2 separate regions of the Homo sapiens genome follow, and region 2 is linked to region 1. A link is an interaction called in ENCODE POLR2A ChIA-PET data of the cell type or tissue named here. Cell type or tissue: Caco-2. All regions are shown on one strand. Each heading gives the region's core, and the rest is flanking DNA. Links, peaks and the distances in the headings are about the cores only. Region 1 holds the start of ZNF705A (zinc finger protein 705A). Region 2 overlaps SLC2A3 (solute carrier family 2 member 3).

Evidence for each region. ChIA-PET counts read pairs that join two places held together with the same protein. Peaks named below come from ENCODE experiments on the same cell type or tissue, not always from the same donor. Only the 100,000 strongest peaks of a DNase experiment are listed, where the experiment ranks them.
Region 2: POLR2A ChIA-PET joins it to region 1 with 6 read pairs; 3 of 35 experiments call an interaction of 5 or more read pairs at or near these places.

The regions. Positions count from the first base shown.
Region 1 is chr12:8,156,479-8,165,291 of GRCh38, reverse strand. ZNF705A (zinc finger protein 705A) reads right to left here and starts at 8,277. Exons shown (of 6, transcript NM_001004328.3): 1 at 8,200-8,277. In Caco-2, for the core only: no CTCF peak of the experiment used is centred there; no DNase peak of the experiment used is centred there.
Region 2 is chr12:7,922,516-7,931,328 of GRCh38, reverse strand. It overlaps SLC2A3 (solute carrier family 2 member 3), which reads left to right. Exons shown (of 10, transcript NM_006931.3): 4 at 1-84; 5 at 687-849; 6 at 1,458-1,645; 7 at 5,381-5,485; 8 at 6,818-6,919; 9 at 8,305-8,508. Among named protein-coding and RNA genes, the nearest start is that of SLC2A3, 9.3 kb to the left of the region's middle. In Caco-2, for the core only: no CTCF peak of the experiment used is centred there; DNase peaks (open chromatin) are centred at 2,868, 5,074 and 7,879.

The DNA of each region.
Region 1 (8,813 bases), core at 204-8,203:
AAAAAAAAAAAAATGGGCAAAGATCTGAGTAGACATTTCCCAGAAGAACGGATACAAATGGCCAACAACTATATGAAAAAATTCTTACCATCTCTAATCATCAGGGTGATGCAAATAAAAACCACCATGAAATATCACCTGATAACTCTTAGAATAGCTATTATCAAAAAGATGTATAACAAGTATTAGTGAGGATGTGGAGAAAACCCTTGTATACTTGTGGTGGATATACAAATTACTATGTCCATTTCAGATAATAGTATGAAGGTTTCTCAAAATTTTTTTAAATAAAACTACCTGCTGATGAGGCCGTTGAGATATAAGAACACTTTTACACTGTTGGTGGGAATGTAAATTAGTTCAACTATTGTGGAAGACAGTATGGTGATTCCTCAAAGACCTACAACCAGAAATACCACTTGACCCAGCAATCCCATTACTAGGTATATACCCAAAGGAATATAAATCATTCTATTATAAAGATACATGCACACATATGTTCATTGCAGCACTATTCACAATAGCAAAGACATGGAATCAACCCAAATGTCCATCAGTGACAGACTGGATAAAGAAAATGTGGTACATATACACCATGGAATACTATGCAGCCATAAAAAGGAATGAGATCATGTTCTTTGGAGGAACATGAATGGAACTGGAAGCCATTATCCTCAGCAAACTAACCCACGAACAGAAAACCAAACACTGCACATTCTAACTTACAAGTGGGAGCAGAACGGTGAGAACACATGGATATTAGGAGGGGAACAACACACACTGGGGCCTGTTGGGAGGCAGGTGGAGGGAGAGTATCAGGATAAATGGCTAATACATATACGCAATGGAATATTATTCAGTGTTACATAATAATGAAACCCTGTCATTTGTGACAACATGGATGGACTTGGAGGGCATTATGTTATATGAAATAGGCCAACCACAGAATGACAATTACTATATGATTTCACTTGTATTTGAAATCTAAAATAGACAAACTCACAAAAGCAGAGAGTAGAATGGTGGTTGCCAGGGGCCCTGGTGCTGGGGAAATGGGTAGATGTGGTTAGAGCACAAAGTTTCAGATATACCACGTAAGTAAGTTCTGGAGGTCTCGTTTACAGCATAGTGCTTACAGCTAAGAATACTGTATTGCATACTTAAAATTTGCTAAAAGGGTAGATTTTGTATTCTTACCAATATTTCTTTCCAAAATAAAAATAATAATAAAGGGGGGGACTCAGGGAGGTGAAGGATATGTTTATAATCTTGATGGTAGTGATGTGTTCATGGTGTGTACTTATCCCCAAGCTCACTGAGATGCACACCTTAAATATTACAGCTTTTTAAATGTCATCATAGCTCAACAAAGTCGGTTAAAAAAAACAAGAAGGGGGTTGGTTAAAAAACTTAAAAGGAGGGGTAGATGTTCCCTTGTTTTTCTCTCTTGGCTTTTTTCCTTCCTGCTGCCTGGAATTCAAAAATGATAGGTGGGGATTTAGCAGCCAAACTAGAGCCTCTTCTAAAGTATAGCAGAACAGAGAGCTGGAAGGGGCCTGCGTCCCTAATGAATTTGGCAGGTATCTGTACTAGCCATGGTAGGTAGAACTATAGATTTAAGTGAGGGAGAAACAAACTTCTGCCTTGTTTAAGCCACTTTGTTCAGACATTAATTTTATATACATATAGAGAACATATGCTCCTTTATGAGTAGGAAAAATGTTTATGCCATATGGTCCATGATGGGTGTTCAACAATGTAGGATGAGGCTGATTATGATGACAATGGTGACAAATAGCATGAAATAATAAGCAATGAAAAAAGGTGGCCTAATAGTTGTGTATGGTTACTCTATTTAAAGATTCTGCTGCTAATATCATTCAATGTATTTGTATGCTGGTGGGAGTTTTATTAGATGTAGACTAAGAAAGTTTACATTATTTAATGAAAAATACTTGACCAATTTAAAAAAAAATAAAAATATCATGAGATGGAACTAAGCGTCTGTATTGCAAAGTAACCCTCCCAGTTGATTTTCTGCATAGTAATGATTGAGAATCCCCTGATCTAGATCCAACAGATCTCGATCTTTATAGGTGCTATCAAGGAAGCACCTAAGGAAGACAATTTTCCTGACTATATCCATACCTCCAGTTAGTAATAGATCTAGAGATCTAGAATCCAAATCCAGACCTCCTGCCTCCATGTGCGGTGGTCTTTCGCTGTTGTTTTGTTCCACTTGGTGAAGAGGATTTGAGAATAGATAGCCACATGATTCAACTCCCTCCTCAGTTCTGAGGAATATAGCCTTGTCCTAGCAAGCAAGAAGTTCATACAGTAGTGGATGAGGCAAATATACATTCACTAATCTAACATACAAGGCAGTAAGTACTGTAACATAAACAAAGCACTTTGGAGTTTCAGACCAGGAGCAAGTGGGGTGATTAATTCTTAGCAGTGCTAGTAAAGTCTGGGAAGTGTTCACTAACAAAATGTCTGGTCATTAATGAAACCAACTGTGACAGTATCTCTCACGTGATGGGCTTAGACAGCATTTCGCTCTTGTCTGATAGCACCCATTTTCCCTTGTGGCTTTCTTTGACTCCTACTTCTTTTAACTTTTCTTGCTCTCCGTGGGAGAAGATAGGGACTGCAGCTGGAGGGGGAAGACAAAGGATTAGGTGGGAAATGGATGCTGCTTGAGAAGAGGCAGCTTGTTTGGCTACTTGGTCAGCTAGATTATTCCCTCAGCTCTTGAAGGAAAGATTCTTCTAGTGACCTGGAACATGAACAACTGCTATCTCTTCTGGCAGCTGTAAGTTCTCTAGTACTTGGATTATCAAGTCTCTATAGACTAAGTTTCGGCCTTTACTGTTAATGAGGCCTCGCTCTGCCCAAATTTTCTGAAAGGTGTGGACTACTCCAAAGGCATACTTGGAGTCAGTATAAATAGTCCCTTTCTGGTTTTGCAGAAATTTTAAGACTTGATTTAGTGCAAACAACTCACATGTTTGCCCAGACCAGTCATTAGGTAGGGTGTCTCCATCTACTACTGAGTACCTGTTATGCCTTTTCTCTTTTATTACTTGAGAACAACCATCTACAAAAAGGTGTCTTCTGGTTTGAAAGGGAGTTTATCTAAACATTTATGCCCAAGTTCTTCTGGTCTGGGGGCATAGGTTCTTTTCTGGGTTTGAATTTCCTGTTAAGAAGGCAGCAGGGTTAAGTGAATCATCAGTGGTTAGGGCTAAATCAACTTTTTCTAACAAGATAGCCTCATATTTTAAAATTCTTGATTCAGTAATCTACCTTTCTGCCTTCTGACTTAGGATAGTTCCGACCTGGTGAGGTGTGCTCACAATGGAGTTTCCTCCAAAAGTTATTTTTCTACTTTCTTCTGTAAGCAAAGCAGTTGCCGCTACAGATTGAATGCATTTGGGCCATCCACAGGTTACTGGGTCAAGGATTTTTTATAGGAAGGCTATGGGTTGCCGGCGGCCTCCGTGCTTTTGGGTAAGTACTCCTAAGGCTACTTCCTTGTTTACTTTGACAAAAAGATGGAATGGCTGCCTAAGGAGGGTAAAGCTAGGACAGGGGCAGTTACTAATAGATGTTTTAACCTTTCCACCTGTTGCATTTCTGGTAATTGGAACAGGAGATATTACAACTGACACCACTGATCATTCAAGGCTACTATGAACACCTTTATGCACATAAACTAGAAAACCTAGAAGAGATGGATAACTTCCTAGAAAAATACAACCCTCCTAGCTTAAATCAGGAAGAATTAGATACCCTGAAAGACCAGTAACAAGCAGCAAGATTGAAATGGTAATTTAAAAAATTACCAACAAAAAAAAGTCCAGATGAATTCACAGAAGAATTCTACCAGACATTCAAAAAAGAACTGGTACCAATCCTTTTGACACTATTCCACAGGATAAAGAAAGAGGGAACCCTTCCTAGTTTATTCTGTGAAGCCAGCACCACCCTAATACCAATACCAAGAAAGAACTTAACCAAAAAAGAAAACTACAGACCTGTATCCCTGAAGAACATAGATGCTAAAATCCTTAACAACATACTAGCTAACTGAATCCAACCATGATCAAATGGGTTTCATACCAGAGATGCAGGGATGGTTTAACATATGCCATTCAATAAATGTGATACACCACATAAACAGAATTAGAAACAAAAATCACATGATCATCTCAATAGATGCAGAAAAAGCATTTGACAAAATCCAGCATCGATTTATGATTAAAACTCTCAGCAAAATCCGCATACAGGGGACATACCTCAATGTAATAAAAGCCATCTATGACAAACCCACAGCCAACAAAATACCGAATGAGGAAAACTTGAAAGCATTCCCTCTGAGAACTGGAACAAGACAAGGATGCACACTCTCAGTACTCCTCTTCAACATGGTACTGGAAGTCCTAGCCAGAGCAATCAGAAAAGAGAAAGAAATAAAGGGCATCCAAATCAGTAAAGAGGAAGTCAGCTGTCACCGTTTGCTGATAATATGGTCATTTATCTCGAAAACCCTGACGATTCCTCCAGAAAGCTCCTAGAACTGATAGAAGAATTTGGCAAAGCTTCTAGATATAAGATTAAGGTACAAAAATCAGTAGCTCTTCTATACACCAACAGCAACCAAGTGGAGAACCAAATCAAGAACTTAACCTCTTTTACAACAGCTGCAAAAAAAAAAAAAAAAATACTTAGAAATATACCTAACCAAAGAGGCAAAAGGCCCCTGCAAGAAAAACTATAAAACACTGCTGAAAGAAATTATAGATGATACAAACAAATGGAAACACATCCCATGCTCATGGATGGGTAGAATCAATATTGTCAAAATGACCATAGTGCCAAAAGCAATCTACAAATTCAACACAACACCCATCAAATACCATCATCATTCTCCACAGAATTAGAAAAACAATTCTAAAATTCATATGAAACCAAAAAGGAGCCTGCATAGTTAAAGCAAGACTAAGCAAAAAGAACAAATCTGGAGGCATCACACTACCTAATTTCAAAATATATTATAAGGTCATAGTCACCAAAACAGCAGGGTACTGGTGTAAAAACAGGCACATAGACCAATGGAACAGAATACAGAACCCAGAAATAAAGCCAAATACTTACAGTCAACTGATCTTCAACAAAGCAAACAAAAACATAAAGTGGGGAAAGAACACCCTTTTCAACAAATGGTGCTGGGATAATTGGCTAGCCACATGTAGGAGAATGAAACTAGATCCCCATCTTTCACTTTATACAAAAATCAACTCAAGATGGATTACAGACTTAAACCTAAGACCTGAAACCATAAAAATTCTAGAAAATAGCATTGAAAAAACCCTTCTAGACATTGGCTTAGGCAAGGATTTCATGACCAAGAACCCAAAAGCAAGTGCAATAAAAACAAAGATAAAGAGCTGGGACTTAATTAAACCAAAGAACTTTTGCATGGCAAAAGGAACAGTCAGTAGAGTAAACAGCCCGGAGACTGGGAGAAAATCTTCACAATCTATACATCCAACAAAGGACTAATATCCAGAATCTACAACGAACTCAAACAAATCAGTAAGAAAAGAACAAACAAAAAAGAAAACAAACAATCCCATCAAAAAGTGGGCTAAAGACATGAATAGACAATTCTCAAAAGAAGATATACAAATGGCCAACAAACATATCAAAAAAAATCCTCAGCATCACTAATGATCAGGGAAATGCAAATCAAAACCACAGTGTGATACGACCTTACTCCTGAAAGAATGGCCATAAAGAAAAAGTCAAAAAACAATAGATGTTGACATGGATGCGGTAATCAGGGAACACTTCTACACTGCTGGTGGGAATGTACAGTCACTATGTAGAAAAGTGTGAAGATTCCTTAAAGAACTAAAAGTAGAACTATAATTTGATCCAGCAATCTCACTACTGGGTATCCACCCAGAGAAAAAGAAGTCATTATACAAAAAAGATACTTGCACATGCATGTTAATAGCAGCACAATTCATAATTGCAAAGTCATGGAACCAGCCCAAATGCCTGTCAATCAACAAGTGGATAAAGAAAATGTGGTGTATATATTTATACCATGGAATACTACTCAGCCATAAAAATGAATGAAGTAATGGCATTTGCAGGGACGTGGATGAGACTGGAGACTATTATTCTAAGTGAAGCAACTCAGGAATGGAAAACTAAACATCATATGTGCTCATTGATATGTGGGAGCTAAGCCAGGAGGACACAAGGCATAAGAATGATACAATGGACTTTGGGGACTTGGAGGAAAGGGTGGGGGGACAAAGGATAAAAGGCTACAAATAGGTTGCAGTGTACACTGCTCGGGAGATGGGTGCACCAAAATCTCACAAATCACCACAAAAGAACTTACTTATGTACCCAAATACTCCCTGTACCCCAGTAACCTATGGAAAATTTTAAAAAATAAAAATCAATAGTGAAAAATCTTAAAAGTAGTCAGGGAAAGGAAATATATCATATCCAGAGAAAAAAACGTAAAGAAAAACCCAAGACATTTCATCAGATGTTTGGCATATTTATAAAGATACACTTACAATTGCCATTTGACGCATCAATTTTATTTCTAGAAACGTATTCAAGAGAAGGGAAAAAATATTTACAAAAATACTTCCACATAAATATTTATAAGAGATTTTCTTAAAGGCCAAATCCAGGAAAAAAACAAATTTCCATCAATAGGAAAATGTATAGATATTTATATGTATGTTGCATTTATACAATGAAATACTACTCACTAGTAGAAGGAAATTAACTACTGGCAGCAAAAATAACATAGATAAATCTCAAAAACAGTATGCTAAACAAAAGAAGCCAGACACAAAGGAGAACATACTGTATAGTTTTGTTTGGATGAAACTCTAGAAAAGAAAAATATAATCCACATTTAGAACAGCTCAATGGTTGTTTGGGGTTGGGTGGAAGCAGGATTGACTAAGAAGGGGTTTAGAGAACTTTGCGGGTAATAAAAATGTTCAATTTGATTGCATTTTAAAGAAGAAAGAAAAATTATCTGAGAATTGAGGGTCCTTTTAAATTATCAGGCCTAGAGAAACATTAAAATGAGAGCAAACACATCCTACTCCCTTTCTTTGAGCTATGTATTCATGTCTTAAAACTGCTTGCTATTGCCAGGAGTGATTACAAATTAACTTAATGATGTCACACTGGACACTATAATCCATGATCTATAGTTAATTATTTATAGCCAATCACTAATCAGTGTTATTTCTGTGAACCAATGAGAATTCCTGACAAACAATTGTGTACCAACCCACTCACTGTCTGCCTCTTTTTCCTTTAAAAACCTGCCTGTAACAAAGGCCAGAGGAAGCTAACAGCCAAGAGTATTTGGGTCTGTTCTTCCTGGCTTCTGCCCTCACTTTGGCTCAAGAAAACTCTAATTATAATTTGTGTCTCAGCCCCTTCCTTTTAGGTCAACATTTCACAGTTTACAAGTATAAAAACTTGTCAAACTCATTGAAATGTTTACTTAAATGGATATATTTTGTGGTATACAAATTTTACTTCAACTGATTCAAAAAGAAGGCAATGAGCATGATAGAAACCATTTTCTCTTCTCCCTATACTCCTTCAATTCACCCAGAAGGAATTTCCATTAACAAGTCCAACATGTTTCCTATTTCTTCATTTCTCACAATATCCAAAACACTTTATATAGGGTCAAATGTTCTCATTATTTCCACTGGAGAGAATTAATTAATCAAAGGCCAGTATTCAAGTGTTGCTTTTCTCAAGGAAGTGAGAGGAAGGACTTCTTTTTTCCCCCTCAGGCAGCCTATACAATTCTCCCAAAAAGGGTTTCTATTTTAGACTTGGGTTTGGGCATAGTAGGAAATGCTTTTTGGCTTTAAATCCAATTCACATGTTTCAGTACAGCTTTACCAGTAATAAAGTGAGTGTTTAGATTGCTTCCTGATTCTTTTGCCTATTTCATAATTTACTTAGAATTCAGACTACAGTGTCATTTCAGCCTATTAAGTTTGAAATGCTTATTTAGGGTCTCCAGTTGAAGCAGCAGGACTTACATGGAATTCATAACAGAGAACAAGCTGAATAGGAATGTGGACATTAGAACAGGAAGTCTGATTACTCATGGCAAAGTTATACCTTTAAGCGGAATTGCATTTCAAAGTAGATCAGGAAAAACCCCTTGCAATTTTCCATTATGCAGATTTTTGACGAGTCACTGGAAAAGAGGAAGGTGGATTAGTTCCCTTAGACTTCATTATGTCTGTCAAGCTAAAGAGTTTCATGTTCTTAAAATCCTTCAGAACACAACCCTCTCACAGAGCAGCTTAACCGTAATGTCACCCTTATTCTCTCTCATGTGTTTTAAGATTAAAACTGGCATCATGATTCTGACTCAATGTCAATTCTCTCCAATCCTCCTGAATATACTCACTCTTCTACATATCCAATCCAAGAAAGAAAACTTTCCTATCTCAGAGCTTGCTTATATTTATTTTATCTGTTTATAGATTTACATATCTTTTCAATGTCCATCATATTAAAATGGAAAAGCTACAGTTCAGAGCAGGAACTCTGTTACATGCCTCATTGTTCCCCTAATACCAGGAAAATACTAATTACCCAATAAAAATTTGTTGACTCACTGGCTGCCTGTGTCTCTGTATTTTATTTCTGAAGAAAACTCATGGGCCTTTTTAGAGTTTCTGAAGTTTTCTGACTGCTATTACCTATTTTTTTAAAATAAGGAGTAA
Region 2 (8,813 bases), core at 305-8,304, 230 kb after region 1:
GGAGAGATCTCGCCTACTGCCCTGCGGGGTGCCTTTGGCACTCTCAACCAGCTGGGCATCGTTGTTGGAATTCTGGTGGCCCAGGTACTCTAGAACTTCTCATACTTAATGAGTGTTAGTTTCATGGGTCATTAAAAAAGTTAACATAGGTAAAGCACTGAAGAATATCTGGCACATGTTCAATTACATATGGAAGTTTTAGATAATAGATAGTAGCTGAAGAAGCAGGCTGAGGCCGGGCGCTGTGGCTCACGCCTGTAATCCCAGCACTTTGGGAGGCCGAGGTGGGCAGATCACGAGGTCAGCAGATGAAGACCAGCCTGGCTAACATGGTGAAACCCCATCTCTACTAAAAACACAAAAAATTGGTCGGGCGTGGTAGCGGGCACCTGTAGTCCCAGCTACTCCGGAGGCTGAGGCGGGAGAATGGCGTGAACCCGGTAGGCAGAGTTTGCAGTGAGCCGAGATTGTGCCACTGATCTCCAGCCTGGGTGACAGAGCAAGACTCCGTCTCAAAAAAAAAAAAAAAAAAAAAACCATGCTGAGTAGAGAAAGGAAAAGAAACACAATTTGTTTATTTTTTCACATGGTAAAAGAATGTATGATTTTCTGAACTTTTTGTGTTTTAATGAACTTGTGGCCTGTGAAGTATGGGGTTTATAGCATTATCTTTGTGTGGTTTCTAGATCTTTGGTCTGGAATTCATCCTTGGGTCTGAAGAGCTATGGCCGCTGCTACTGGGTTTTACCATCCTTCCTGCTATCCTACAAAGTGCAGCCCTTCCATTTTGCCCTGAAAGTCCCAGATTTTTGCTCATTAACAGAAAAGAAGAGGAGAATGCTAAGCAGAGTGAGTATCCTTCACACCTTACTACATGAATTATATGGTTGTGGTTTGTTTTAGGGATGATTGTACTGGACCTACTTTCTGTTACACTCTTTCCCTGCCTCTCAGAATCCAAGTGAGGAGGGTTCTGATTACTCCTGAGTAAAATTTTCAGCCCCTAAAGAATGAGGTGAAAAGGCGGGTTTAGGAATGGATGCTATCAGGCAGGGTGTGATGGCTCATGCCTGTAATCCAGCATTATAAGAGGCCGAGGCGGGTCACCTGAGGTCAGGAGTTCAAGACCTGCCTGAAACAACATGGAGAAACCCTGTCTCTACTAAAAATACAAAATTAGCCGGGCATGGGGGCGCATGCCTGTAATCCCAGCTACTTGGGAGGCTGAGGCAGGAGAATCGTGTGAACCCGGGAAGTGGAGGTTGCAGGGAGCTGAGATCATGCCATTGCACTCCAGCCTGGGCAACAAAAGTGAAACTCTGTCTCAAAAAAAAAAAAAGGAATGGATGCTACCCATCACCTCACCTCGTGCGGCCCTTTCCTGGCTGCCTTACAGGAAGAATGAATTTGGGGCAGCACATTCTCTTTTATCCTTTCCTCTTTCTTCTTTTCACCAGTCCTCCAGCGGTTGTGGGGCACCCAGGATGTATCCCAAGACATCCAGGAGATGAAAGATGAGAGTGCAAGGATGTCACAAGAAAAGCAAGTCACCGTGCTAGAGCTCTTTAGAGTGTCCAGCTACCGACAGCCCATCATCATTTCCATTGTGCTCCAGCTCTCTCAGCAGCTCTCTGGGATCAATGCTGTGAGTGTGATACTTTAGGGTCAAACGTGTCTTAAAGTATTTCACTTAAAATGCCGGGCATGGTGGCGGTGTGCCTCTGTAGTCCCAGCTACTCAGGAGGCTGAGGTAAGAGGATCACTTGAGCTCAGGAGTTTCAGGTTGCAGTGAGCTATAATTATGCCACTGCATTCCAGCCTGGGAGACAGAGTGAGACTGTGTCTCTGAAATTTAAAAAAAGGAAAAAAAAAAAAGACCCTGGAAGGACACTGGCAACTTCAGAGTGAACTGACTTTACCAGTCTGTTTTTACAACTAGTATAGCGAGCATGGTAGTTTAAAGAGGGCATGATAGATGATAGTTTAAAGAGGGCGGCACAACGGAAGCTAGCATTTGGCAGGTAGCCCTTGTATTCCATGCAAATATCAGCTTCCTGCATTTGACTGTGGATTGTAGGAAGAGAGTATTCCTGTGCCTTCTAGTCAATATGGATATTAAGAGCACCCTTGTCCCACCTTTTTAAATACTGATTCATCCCCTAAGGGTTTTCAGATAGTCTTTGATCAATGGGATTAAATTATTTTGTAACAAAGCATTTTGCAAAACTTACTATTTTGAGCATTTTGATGCTCAAAATAGTAAGTTGGTTCTTGGAACTTTTCTCCTACCTAGCACACCAGGATATTTGTATTTGAAGTGGCAGTGCTTCTTATGAGGGGTTAGAGGCTGTTATGTCAGAATCTATGAGGAGCCAAGTGTGGTGGCTGCTCATGCCTGTAGTCCCAGCTACTACTCGGGAGGCTGAGGTGGGAATATCACTTAGGCCCAGGAGTCAAGCCTGGGAAATATAGTATGACCCTGTCTTTAAAAAAAAAACTTGGGAGGAAATACACAGTAGTTAGAAAAAGCCTCCTAGGTGATTTTGATGAATCCCAGTCTCAAATTTCTTCATTTGGAAATGATAATGTAGGCCACACGTATTACTGGAGAAAAATGTGCTCCCGAGACTTTCCAGAGCAGCAGAGCTGGGACTAGGCAGGTGAGGCAGCTACGTGCAAGTGTAGCCCTGAGAATGAGCACCTCTTTAAAGAATGTACCTTGCGTTAGTTCTGTGCCTGTTTAAAAAAAGAAAAAAGAAAGAATGAAAGAATGCACCTGAGGCAACTCCCTAGCTGCCTCACCACAGTCCAGGCCCTGCAAAACAGGATCAGTAAAAGATCACCTGTGAGAAATGACAAGTGATCCGTGAGCAGTCTGAGGGACAGACTCCTGCCATTTCAGAGTATGGTGTGTACATTCTTTTTTTTTTTGAAACAGAGTCTCACTCGATCGCCCAGGCTGGAGTACAGTGGCACGATCTCGGCTCACTGCAACCTCCACCTCCTGGGTTCAAGCGATTCTCCTGCCTCAGCCTCCCGAGTAGCTGGGACTACAGGCGTGTGCCACCATGCCTGGCTAATTTTTGTATTTTTAGTAGAGAACAGGTTTCACCATGTTGGCCAGGATGGTCTCGATCTCTTGACCTCATGATCCGCCTGCCACGGCCTTCCTAAATGCTGGGATTATAGGCGTGAGCCACTGCGCCTGGCCCATCCTTTTTTTGAGGTGAAGTCTTGTTCTGTCACCCAGGCTGGAGTGCTGTGGCGCAATCTCAGCTCACCACAACCTCCATCTCCTGGGTTCAAATGATTCTCCTGCCTCAGACTCCCGAGATTACAGGTGGGATTACAGCCCAGATTACAGGTGCCCACCACCATACCTTGCTTATTTTTTCGTATTTTTAGTAGAGAATAGAGGGATATCACCATGTTGGCCAGGCTGGTCTCAAACTCCTGACCTCAGGTGATCCACCCACCTCAGCTCTCTCTCCTAAAGTGCCGGCCTTACAGGTGTGACCCACCTCGCCCGGCATGTACATTAATTATTGTTGGACTAAGCTGGCTCCCAATTTAGTCAATGAGTAGATTTTGCGCTAGGTATAATCTCACCCAAAGCTGGCTGCATCAGAATTATGGGGGTTGGGATTCCTGAGTCAGCTGAATTTGAGAATCTCTGTGTAAGAGACCTGAAAGTTGTCTGTAAAAAAATAAATCTGATGCACAGCAGGCTTGGAAATCACTTTTCCAACCTACTTTGCACAAATGATGATTTCTAATTTCCCTTATGGGCAGATGGGTAAGAGGTTGCATTGTATCATGTTTACCTAGCAGAGTAAACTATTTAGGTGAGATGATGTAGGGGTTACCTTGCTTGGTGACACTAGATAGCAAAGTCATTTTACTATGAGAAATTTTATTGAGATGAGTACATGTACATTAGGTTTTTGACGTGTAGACATTATGTTAAGGAAAAGAATTGGCATACCTATTTATTGCTTGTTTAAACTGCTCAAGTAATTACTTTTGCACTAGCCTAATATATTTCCCCACAAGCTTGACGCCATCATATAATATGTTGAGATTTCTTAACAGTGTTAATTAGCCCTAGAGCAGCAGGTTTTTCAATAATGACTCTACAAATCTCAGTTTCAAAACACAATTATCTTATTTTAGAAAATATGAATATACATAGTTTACATCTTACGTACTAGGGATTTAAAGAGTTGTTTCGTGAGAAGGTAAATCCCAATGTAGAGGTCCATATTCATAAAAAAGACTAATAAATATTGCTATGGAGGCAAATACTCTGGGTGAAATAAACTGAAGTGAACCTCGGTAACCTAGATAATGTTCCCTTGTTAACTTGAGGTCTGAGTCCAGTATTTTAATATCTCTTAACTATGGTAGTTATAGCAACTTTAGATTTTAGCACAGTGCCTAGCAAACAACATAATAATTTATTTAATATATATTAAATTGCATTAGTAGCTGGTATTATTTCATAAAACACTTCAAAAGGGCCTAGGCCTAGGAAATACAGCCCAACCTCTGCTTATTCAATGAGCAGGATAAGGTTATTCAATTAGTTCACTATCAAATTGAGACATCGATGTCCCTATCAATGTTTTGAGAGTTTGGGGAAGAGCCAATTAAAAAAGCATTTAGCTGGGCCTGATGGCACATGCCTATAATCCCAGCAACTTGGGAGGCTGAGAGGCAGGAGGATCACTTGAGACCAAGAGTTTAGGACCAGCCTGGGCAACAGTGAGTTGCTGTCTCAACTTATAAAAAAGAAACCAGTTAGTAGGAATTACACCTTTATGTAAGTTAGTGAAGTGGACATAAGCAAGAGGAAATGGAACAGTGGGAATAAGCATTTTTAGAAGAAACAATGTAAATGAGTAGCTAGAATTAAGAACATTTAGAGAGAGAAAGGAGGGCCAGGTGCGGTGGCTCATGCCTGTAATCCTAGCACTTTGGGAGGCCAAGGCGAGCAGGTCACTTGAGGTCAGGAGTACGAGACCAGCCTGGCCAACAAGGTGAAAACCCATCTCTACTTAAACTACAAAAATTAGCTGCGTGTGGTTGCAGGCACCTGTAGTCCAGCTACTCAGGAGGCTGAGGCAGGAGAATCGCTTGAATCTGGGAGGTGGAGGTAGCAGTGAGCTGAGATTGTGCCACTGCACTCCTGCCTGGGTGACAGATCCAGACTAGGAGATAAGATACAGAAGATAATTCATTTGCAGAAGGGATATTAGTATTGAACGAAAACCTAGAAAAAGGACTTCTTACCCACTGGGACTTTTAAGTTTATTTTTGAGGGTTCTGTGTAACTGGTGTGCAGAATTGCATCAAAGCTGCATGTTTTCTTTTCTCCTAGGTGTTCTATTACTCAACAGGAATCTTCAAGGATGCAGGTGTTCAAGAGCCCATCTATGCCACCATCGGCGCGGGTGTGGTTAATACTATCTTCACTGTAGTTTCTGTAAGTTGGATGGTTTGGTAATTTTGAGGGGAGAAAAGAATCCTTGCTACAGATGTTCAAAGATGGATTGCATGACCCTACCATCATTTAGTTACCTTTTTGTTGCTTAATTTTCCTTTGGGAAAAAGAGATAAATTTAATGTTGGATGTAGTCTTCACTCTTCAAGCAAATATGGGATGGATGGGAAAGGAGGGAGTATAGAAGGGACTATATAGTATGCTTTGAACTTGGAATTGGAGGAAAGGTGCTTGGAAAAACTCTCAAGCTCTGTTACTCCACTGTTTTTACACTAAAACAACAATAATCAACAGAAGTTATCTGTGATCCCCAGAATATGTGAGAATTTTTCCCCGTGAGGTGTGCAATCAGTTCCGTAGTGGACACCATCTAGGTGTCCTGCGATTTTTTAATTATGACACTGTCTACCTGGAGATAGCATCAGATCTCACAGGTTGGTGGCCCAGTTCCCAAGACTGCCCCCCACTCCTGATGCCAGTCACAAGCTCCAGGTTGTTTTACCTGTGCTTCTGACTCACCAGCTGTAGATCAGGATTCCCACGACATCCTCTTTGGGTTTGATTAATTTGCTACAGTGGCTCACAAAACTCAGGAAAATTGTTTCCTAGTTTGATTTAAAGGATATTTTAAAGCACAGAAATACACAACCAGATGAAGAGATTCACGGGGCGAGGTCTGGAGGGATCCTGAGCATGGGAGCTTCTGTCTCTGTGGGGTTGGGGTGCACTCCTAGCACATAGATGAGTTGTTGCTGACCTTCCTGTCAGCTTCCACGGGTTCAGATATCTGGAAGCTCCCCATACCCTGCCTTTTGGGCCTTTTATGCAGACTTAATTGGTTCTCCATGATTGAAGCATGGACAACTGTTCTGACCTGTGATTGGACAAAAAGGGAATGATCTGAACCCAGCTGGGCCTGTCTGCTTAGATGATTTGTTGGCCTCTCTGTAGCGTTTCTTCCTCTAGGGTGTGGGGCAGGACCCTCTCTGAAATGAGGGTTTTATGACCCACAGTCAGATTAGCGTCCTGCCAAGTGGGAGGGCAGGAGAAAGTCAGAGAAGAATTCTGTTATCTGAGGCCTGCTCCTGAGGCCTGAAGCATCCCAACATTATGACAAAAGACTCTACCAAGGGCTATGGGGATTTTGAGCCAGGACCTGTGAATGGCACACAATATGTATGTATATAAAATCATAAATCACAGGAGGGGTATCCATAACAAGTGTCCTGCTGTTGGTAAGGCAGATTTCAAGTAGCTCAGATGCTGTTTTCATGGAAAGGAAAACTGAAGTTTCATGTCATATTCTTCTTCCAGCTATTTCTGGTGGAAAGGGCAGGAAGAAGGACTCTGCATATGATAGGCCTTGGAGGGATGGCTTTTTGTTCCACGCTCATGACTGTTTCTTTGTTATTAAAGGTAGGTGCTCTTTGGGTGAAAAAAAAGGGAGGGGGAAAGAAGAGAGGTTACAGTTGACTTCTGTGACACAAGGGGTGGGTTGTTAAGGTTGCAGTTTGTCAATAAAGTCAGAGGAGAGAAGCAGGATGCCCAGAGTTTAAGAAACATGGGTCGTCAGAGAACTGGAGGTAAACTGTTAGAATCCTTACATTTATAGAACATTATTATAGCTTATAAAATAAATTATCTAATTTAATTCTTAGAATAATATCAAGGTAATCACACTTAATAGATGATGACATGGTCTCAGTACAAAGTGACATATATGAGATCATATAGATGGGATTGAAAAATTCAATCCTCAGCTGGGCGCGGTGGCTCACGCCTGTAATCCCAGCACACTGGGAGGGTGAGGCAGGCGGATCACCTGATGTCGAGAGTTCAAGACCAGCCTGACCAACATGGAGAAACCCCGTCTCTATTAAAAATAGAAAATTAGCCAGGAGTGGTGGTGCATGCCTCTAATGTCAGCTACTTGGGAGGCTGAGGCAGGAGAATTGCTTGAACCCAGGAGGCAGAGGTTGTGGTAAGTTGAGATGGTGCCATTGCACTCCAGCCTGAGCGACAAGAGCGAAACTCTCTCTCAAAAAAAAAAAAAAAAATCCAATCCTGGCTGGGCGCAGTGGTTCATGCCTGTCATCACAACACTTTGGAAGGCCAAGGTTAGAGGATTGCTTGAGCCCAGAAGTTCAAGACCAGCCTACGCAACATGGCAAGAAACTTTCTCTACAAAAAAACAAAAAAAAATTTTTTTTTTGAGACAGGGTTTCACTCTGTCACCAGGCTGGAGAGCAGTGGCAGGATCTCAGCTCACTGCAACCTCTGCCTCCTGGGCTTAAGTGTTTCTGCTGCCTCAGCCTCCCAGGTAGCTGGGATTATAGGCACGTGCCACCACGCTCAGCTAATTTTTGTACTTCTTAGTAGAGACTGTGTTTCACCATGTTAGCCAGGCTGGTCTCCAACTCTTGACCTCAGATAATCCACCTGCCTTGGCGTGAGCCACAGCTCCTGGCCAAAAAAAAAATTTTTTTTTAATTAGGCAGGTGTGGTGGCACATGCTTCAAGTCCAAGCGATTTGAGAGGCTGAGGTGGGAGGATTGCTTATGCCCAGGAGATCGATGATGCAGTGAGCTATTGTAGTGCCACTGCCCTCCAGCATGGGCAACAGAGTAAGACCCTGTCTCAAAAAATAAAAATAAAAATAAATCCAAGCCTTTTGACTCCACAGCCACTCTTTGTATTGTACGTCAGGGACAGGAGGAGCTTGCCGTTAATTGCTTCTGGGAACCTAGATACTAGGTTACACTGTCTTTAAATTTAATTTTCTCTGTTCCTTGCTCTTACAGGATAACTATAATGGGATGAGCTTTGTCTGTATTGGGGCTATCTTGGTCTTTGTAGCCTTCTTTGAAATTGGACCAGGCCCCATTCCCTGGTTTATTGTGGCCGAACTCTTCAGCCAGGGCCCCCGCCCAGCTGCGATGGCAGTGGCCGGCTGCTCCAACTGGACCTCCAACTTCCTAGTCGGATTGCTCTTCCCCTCCGCTGCTGTAAGTAAACTCACCTTATCTTAAAACCAGCCTATGTAAGCTGACATGAAGATACTCCTTAATAATACAGTAGTCTGGGCCTGGCATGGTGGCTCATGCCTGTAATCCTAGCACTGTGGGAGGCTGAGGCGGGTGGATCACCTGAGGTCAGGAGTTCAAGACCAGCCTGGCCAACATGGTGAAATTCAAAAATTAGCTGGGCATGGTGGTGCATGCCTGTAATTCCAGCTACTTGGGAGATCGAGGAAGGAGAATCGCTTAAACCTGGGAGGTGGAGGTTGCAGCGAGCTGAGATCGCGTTACTG